Linked DNA regions of Homo sapiens: region 2 is linked to region 1. A link is a loop called in an ENCODE intact Hi-C map of the cell type or tissue named here. Cell type or tissue: IMR-90. All regions are shown on one strand. Links, peaks and the distances in the headings refer to the core of each region. The heading gives the core; the rest is flanking DNA.

Evidence for each region. A loop is a pair of places that touch in the nucleus more often than their neighbours do. Peaks named below come from ENCODE experiments on the same cell type or tissue, not always from the same donor. Only the 100,000 strongest peaks of a DNase experiment are listed, where the experiment ranks them.
Region 2: it touches region 1 in a loop (5-fold over the local background); 6 of 110 quality-filtered maps call a loop at or near these places.

The regions. Positions count from the first base shown.
Region 1 is chr11:23,111,305-23,115,211 of GRCh38, reverse strand. All of the region lies in intron 4 of LINC02718 (long intergenic non-protein coding RNA 2718), which reads right to left. Among named protein-coding and RNA genes, the nearest start is that of CCDC179, 250 kb to the right of the region's middle. In IMR-90, for the core only: a CTCF peak has its summit at 1,413 (motif pointing left); a DNase peak (open chromatin) is centred at 1,411; H3K27ac peaks cover 1,008 bases.
Region 2 is chr11:23,019,788-23,023,694 of GRCh38, reverse strand. All of the region lies in intron 4 of LINC02718 (long intergenic non-protein coding RNA 2718), which reads right to left. The region is part of intron 1 of LOC124902646 (a long non-coding RNA gene); the gene reads right to left. Among named protein-coding and RNA genes, the nearest start is that of CCDC179, 160 kb to the right of the region's middle. In IMR-90, for the core only: a CTCF peak has its summit at 2,204 (motif pointing left); no DNase peak of the experiment used is centred there.

The sequences.
Region 1 (3,907 bases), core at 452-2,951:
TGAGCTAAAATAGAGACACTGTAGTTGGAAAACTTCTCCTAGCAGTAGCCTAAAAGGGTCATCCAACAGAGACTTCTAGTTTGGGCTTGGAAACTACCCAATTAGGACCAAATTTGATTTTTTTCTTTAAACAGACTGGGCATATACTCTGTCCTCCAGACTGGAATGCAGTGGCATGATCATAGCTCACTATAACCTCTAACTCTTGAGCTCAATGATTCTCCCACTTCAGCCTCCAGGGTAGCTGGGACCACAGGTGCACACTAACATGCCCTGCTAATTTTTGTTATTTTTTGCAGAGAGGGATCTTGCTATGTTGCTCAGGCTGCTCTCAAACTCCTGACCTTAAGCAATTCTCCTGCCTCAGCCTCCTAAAGTGCTGAGATACCTGACATCAGCCACTGCACTTGGCCTGATTTCTTCATTTGCATAAACTGACCTGTTTGAGGGTTGGGTCATGAACTTCCTTTATTTAAGTCAGACCTGCTCTTTTTCTCCAGAACATGCTTTCCCTTTACATTGGAGGCTACACATCTCCCTGATCTGTAGACTGTTATTTTTTAGAAAATAAAGTGCCCTTTTGTTTTTCTTCCACAGACCTTAAGATCTTGTGTTAACCCTCAATATATGAAGGACATAGTCTCAACATAACATTTATGGCCAGCATGGTAGCTCATACCTATAATCCCAGAAATTTGGGAGGCTGAAGTGGATGGATCACTTGAGCCCAGGAGCTTGAGACTAGCCTGATTAACGTGAAAAAACGCTGTCTCTACAAAAAATACAAAAATCATTTGTGCATGGTGGTGTGCACCTGTATTACCAGCTACTCAGGAGGCTGAGGTTGGATAATCACCTGAGCTAGGAAGGTCGAGGCTACAGTGAGTCGTGTTCTCGCCACTGCACTCCAGCCTGGGCAACAACAGAGTGAGACCCTATCACAAAAAAATAAATAAATAAAATAAAATAAAATAATTATGAATCATACTACTATTAATTACTACATAAAATTGATACTTCTTTTTAGTTGTTTTGTTTTTGTGCTTTTAATGCTGTTAAGTAAGGATGTACAGTAAGAAGTCTATTCTGTGAAGTCCCATTCCTTGTGTAGTTACTTTACAAATTGATGTATGATTGGGTTTACTTTGTTTCCCTTTGTATTTAATTTCAAGAAATGTTGGTTTTATGCATAATACACTTATGGGATCTTTGGGTCAAAATGATATAGACAGGCATACGAAGATGTTTCATTTCTTTGTTTTCATCCCTGCCCTCTCCACTCTGCCTCTACTTCCATTCCTTATTAGTAAATTTCTCCTGGACCAGCTATCTCACCTGGCAGGTGAGAAGTGACAGCTACCAGCACAGGAGAGGAAGAGTTTACAGAAGCTGTCTGGGTTTCTCAGCTCAAGGGCTCCCTCTTCTGTTATGTCTCCGGCAGTTTATTTAATTAAAGTTAGTGCTTTAGTCCAAATTTCCCTGTCATTTCCTTTTGCTTTCCCAGTTCTCCTGTCCTGATCATTTCATTCTCAAACTTCGCCATAGCAGTTTTCCACTCGTGGTTGTTAGGTCCAGGTCCACGATTATGCCAAATGCCACACCCAGGGTTAGGGTCTAGCCCTAGCTGAGGTCCAAGGGGAGTGGATGGATAGCTGAAAGAACGCTCCAGGGGGGCCGTTTCTCATCAGCGGCTTACTCACACTGGCCCTCTAACACTGTCCACCTTTATCTGGGCTGTCTGCTGCAGCTCTGTGGCTCCTGCCACCCCACACCTGCAGCTGCACATTTGGCTCTCCCTTGCCTTCAGGGTCAGCAGCTTAATTATTTCCCTTTCTGGGCACCAGCACGAGCCATGCTGTGGCTCCCCTATATATCCTTCTGCAAGACAGACAGCTCTGGTTCTCTCTCTCTCTCTTTCTCTGGGTGCCAGCACCATGTCAAGCCATACCTAACAGCCCGTAGTGTCAGCAGGGCAGTTACACCTTCTGCAGACAATAGTGGCTCAGAGCCAAGTTTGAGCTTACACAAACAGGTTATATAACAAGTGGAGTATGCACCTGCACCCTAACCCCGCTGAGTCACACAGGCCTGGATGTCTGCCTAGGCCTAATTCTTGACCAAAGCACATCCATGTCCCTTACAATGGTGCTCTCCCCTCTTGCAGTGCATTCTATTTGCTTGGGTTTCTGAGTTCTGTCACTGCTCATGCTGTGTCTGTATTTCTTTCACTTCTCGGTACGGCAGTCCTTCTGATCCGCTACTGATCTGCTCCACAGTTGTGACTTCCACTCTAATGCTGGGGCTGTGAAGGATCTCCTACCCCTACCTCCCACTTAGGCACTTTTTTTGTTTTTTAATTGGGAATAGGGTGAATTTGTGGGTTTTCTCTGCCTGAAGGTATAGATTGTTTTATTATTTGTATTAGTCCTGTAGAAATATTTAAAACATCTTTTGTTGTGTTTTGTAGAATTTTCAAAGAGAAATGTGAGGAAACTGGAGTAAAAGCTGGACCATGCTCCTCTGGGAACACAGAACGCTCAAGAATTTCTCAGGCATTTGCTATTAGAGTCCTTTCTCTTCTACTCCTTCTGTGTAAATGAAGCAGGGGAAATGGAGAAGCCCAAAAGGAGGCATTGAGAATCAACAGCTAGTGAAAAACCATACATGCTGCTGTGGCAGAGTCAAGCTGAGAAGCCGAAAACACTCTGATTTTTGTTCAAGTGGTTTCTCCTGAGGGACCCAACTAAAGCAAAGTACCCTCAACTCTGTTAAAGTACGGTAAATATCTGCAAAGCAGGAACAAACACGCTGGGCACCTAGATGCTTTTAGGGAGTGATGTGTATTTCTAACATCTGAAACAATGTTTTAAACTCAGCCCTTAATTCAGTGATCTAAATGAACTCACGCAGTTCTCAGGGAATATTTTTATATTTTTTAGAAATATGTACATGCCAAGGTTTCCAATATGTATGTTTTCTCCGTATATATGGGAAGCCATGTGATATTGAAATGGATCCATCACAACTTTAAAAAAGAATTACAGTTCTTACATACACTTTTTAAGGTGTTTGTTGGTTTCTGATATTGGTTTCCCCAATCAGTAAAAAGAAGTACTAGTTCAGCTCTAGCCCAGAAAAGCAGAACATACTGATATGTGTAGTACATCAAAGGAATTATTGTACCAAGTTTTATTTTTGAGGTTTTCAAACACTAAGGTGATTTTACCTCACAATTTATTACAAGAAGAAAAAGCAAGATGAAACTTTTCCAGAAATATTACCAAAGACAAGGTTGAAAGATATTTTTAAAGCAATTTTAGAATCTGTTGTTATTCTGGGTCCTCTGAGAGGCAGATACCAGGACATCATTACACGTGCAAGAGATTTATTAGGGCACTGCCTGTGAGTGTAAATGAGAAGGGAGCCACAGGAAGCAATCAATGCATATTTGATCCATGTGGGAGAGAGAGGGAGGGAAGGGAGGTTGTGTAGAAACATCTTACCCTGCAGTGCGGTTCTAAGAAATTTCATCAAGTATATCACTGAGTCCTTCAGTGAAAATAACCCCCCAGAAACAGTCCTGCTGCAGTCTCCTGCCTACACTCAGCCACTGCCTGGGAGCAGCCTGTTGGAAGTATGATCTTGACATGAACTGGGTGTTGGTGGATTCAGAGTACAGCCTCTGGGACCCTAAGTCAATTACTCTCCCAGCAGTTAGACAGCTCATTTTCACAGCTGCCACTTATTCAAAGTCAAGAAAGCATACTAAGTTACCTATCTCAAAGTTACAGCATATCGTCCTTCTTTTATGCAAAAATCCAAAATTAAATGCAAAAAACACCTACTTAGAGTATGCTTATGTCTACAACAAGACTGAGAGCCACTCCATTCTTCTGTATATTAAAAA
Region 2 (3,907 bases), core at 648-3,147, 92 kb after region 1:
CTGCCCCAGAAAAACAAAAACTGTTTGGATCCAGAGATGCCTGAGTTGGAGGTGAATTTTGCTGAACTCCCCTCATTACCATACTAAAATCCCCACCCCAGGAGGAGCTTATTTGTCATTTTCTATACATGCTTCTGCATGATCAGCGACTGAGACTGCACTGTCTTTACTCCCTCTCTACATAAAATGACTCAGCTAAACAACTCAATAAAAGCTGTTTTCAATGATGTTTTGGAGCCACTGCCTTGGGAACTATCCTCAGTGTTCTCTTTACTTGTTGCAAGTAATAAAATCCCCTAGCTAAATCCACCTTGGTCATTGGACTGTCAACCCTCAAGTGATAAAGCCCACCTATTGTGTGAGTAACAATCCTGGTGACTCAGATGGGCTCAAGACCCTGGTTCTGATCCTAACTCCTCAAAGCCTCCCAATAGGTGAAGCAGTGGGTAGCGGCAGCTCACCCAGGCTAACTCGCTCACATTGCCTGAAAGGGGTGGGTATGATACAGGAGGATCTTTCACATGGTGACAAGCCCACCAGGCTGTCACTTGGGCCTACCCCAAAAGAGTACAAGTGGCTGCCTGAACCTTTTTGTTCTGTGATCCTTCAGGGCAGTAAGTGGACTTTACACCATGGGCTGACTAAAAGAGTGAATTCTTTGGATCTAGCAACGGGATCTCTAGAGTAAGGGCAGTGTACCTCTGTTTGACTTTCTTTCTTTTTCTGGTTTGTGCCCTGGGGGATTGAAAGAAACTCCCATCACAGTAAACAGCAATCTAGACCTGGCTAGCCAACAGTGAAATGAACTGTGAGATCAATTTTTCCAGAGATAGGTTTAAGGTCATCAGAGGGGATGCATCTTCCAAAGTAGAAAGGGACCTGTGGAGGCTGGAAGCCCTCGACTTTGACAGCTAGACTGGGAAAACTTCAGCTTAGGAGAAGGGGCTCACACTGATACATTCCTGATTCACCTGGGTATGTTCTCTTCAGGTATCAGCTTTTAAAAGAAGGGGAAGCTACTATGCCTGATGCCCAGGAGGGTCACTGGGCAGCATGGTGGGATTTTGCAGGAAGCACACGGGGCTGTGCTTGGGATCTGCCAGGTCACCCTCACACATTGACTTACTTTTATTATGTGTGTTAGAGGGGCCTGTTACATTTTGAGAGGAAAAATCAGTCATTGCACATCTGTATAACTGTTAACCTGCTATGTAAACTTTGAGAAGCTAGAATCGAACCCTAAATAAGAACTTTAGGGTATGGGGAACCTGACCTCCGTATCAGAGCAAAGCCCATTAGGGTTTATCCTCTAAACACTAGAAGATTTTGGGGTATTCAGATAAAGCCTTTTAGGGTGCATTATCCAACACTAGAAGATTTTTGGGTATTCTCCAATAACTAAAAAGAAGATGATTTTCTTTTGTAACACAGCCTGGCCACAATGTGTCCTAGGTAGCCAGGAACAATGGCAGAGGGACAGGTCACTTAATTACCATAGCATTCTTCAGCTGGATATTTTCCATAAGAGGCAAGAGAAATGGGATGAGATACCCTGTGTCCAATGTTTTATGGCCCTTTACCAGAACAGGGACCTATAGATAAAGTGCGGACTTTGTACTCTCAAGGTTGGACCACCTGGATCTCCAGCTAAGCCACTGGAGAAGCTGCTACCAATCCTAGAGAGCCCTGTGGATGAGAAAACCTCCCTCCACCCCATGAAAGCCAGGAAAGAAGAGAACAGAGAGAAGGAGGTTGTCATTCCAACAGATTATCGGGGATGTCTCCTCCCACGTAACCACCTGACTTGGCAGATAAACTCCAACTAAAATATCAGGGGCCTCCCCAACTAATGTGTCAGGGGCTCCTCTTCCAGATAGCACAATCCCGGAGTGGGAGCTTTTACAAACTGGGAGGTGGGATGTTTCCCCTCAGGCAGGTTTTGGATGGGGATGTGCATTTAATCCAAGTACATGTGCCTTTTACCACCTCTGAGAACTGTAATTGTGAAATACGTATGAAAGGCTTTCAGGCTAACCTGAGGAATTTATTTCCCTTATAGGAGGCATCTTTTCCACTCACAACCTGACCTGGGCTGATGCTCAGACCTTGGTGACCACCTTTTTAACTACTGAGGAAATATCCACAGTTTTAGCTGAGGCTGGGGCAAAAGCTGGCAGGCAGCCTAATAACCAGCCCAATAGCCCCATCTAGTGACCAGAAGAGCAATTGGTTCCGAATGGAGAACCACATTGGGACCCCAGTACCAGAATAGGGAGGGAGAACTTGGAAAATGACCTGAACATATTATTGAAAGGAATGAAAGAAGTTAGCGAACCTCCTGTTAATTGGAGTAAGCTTAGGGATGTTCATCAGGGACCTAGAACCCCTCAGCATTTCTAGAATGGCTGGGAGAGTGCCTGCAGGACTATATCTCCTGGGACCCTGAGGCACAGGGAAGTCAGGTGGTCCTTAGCACCTGTTTATATCTCAGATTGCTCCAGATACCCACAGAAAGATTCAGAAATTGGCCATAGGCCCTGACATTATCCCCTCCCCAGTTAGTAGAGATGACCTTCAAGGTTTCAATAACAGAGATGTGGTTGGAGAAGGCAGAAAAGAAGACGAAGAAAGAAGCAGCTTTCTGGTAGTTGCACCTCAGTCCATTCCAGACAACCCAGAAGGAAGAAGGGAGCCAGCTTGGGTGACTGATCCCAGGCCATAACGTGGGATCAGTCTTGGGCCACCAAGAAACTAGGACCTGATCAGTGTGCCTATTTCAAATTAGTGGGACACTGGGAGAAGGACCCAGCTGTCTCCAAAGAGAGAAGGCTAGGGACAAGCTCTCAACAACAAAAGAAGACTGGCAGGACCCAGGACCTCCCCAACTGGCTCCTCAATATAAGATCTCTATCTCCTTAGAAGTAGGGGGACAGCCGATTTGAGATTCTGCTCAATACGTGAGCCACATTCTCTACACTGGCTAGCAGAAAGGGTACTCAGAGTGTGTAATATTAAGGGGATGTCAGGAAAGGGAGACAGTGAGCAGTTTCTGGAGGCTCTGACTGTGATTCAAAGACCCTGACCCCTCTTCCCTGTATGCCCCTCAGTGGCTCATCCCCTAGGGAAGGACATACTGACAAAACTTGAAGCCATTGTCTGCCTCAACCAAGTCCAGTTAGAAGTAGAGGTGCCAAGAGCTCAAAGAGCTGCCTTCCTGGCCCTTCTTCATGAAGATCTTGATCCTCCAGGAGAAACCCTAGGTGATATTCTAGCACAAGTCAACCCTGAAGTATGGTCACAGGGCCAAATAAGGACTGTCACAGTAGAACTTATAAGGATACAGTTAAAACCAAACAGCCCGACACCAAGAGTAGGAAAATATCCTCTAAAACCTGAAGCACTGCAGGGAATACAGCCTGTGTTAGAGAGTCTCTTACTCCAAGGGCTTATCAGGCCTGGTCACTTCCCATGTAATACCCCACTGTTAAGAACCCAGAAAAAAGAGAGATGGTTAACAGTGCTGCTCAGGACATTTACCCCATAGAGCCTAACACTTATATATTGCTAGCCAGTCTCTCAGGGGACAGCAAATACTTTAGTGTGCTAGCTCTGAAAGATGCCTTCTTTTATGTGCCTCTAAGCCATGACTCTCAGGAATTATTTGCCTTTGAATGAGAGGATCCTAAAATGTTTCAGAGAAGTAATGCTGGATGGTACTTCTCCAGACTTCAGGAACTCCCCAAACATTTTGGGGGGCCCTAAGCTGAGCTCTATGAGACTTGAAGACATAGTGGGGCATCGTCTTGCAATATGTGGATGATATCCTCATAGCCAGCCCCATTAAAGAAGATTCTGGTAAAACTATCCATCCAGTCCTGAACTTTCTAGCAGAAAGGGACTGTAAAGT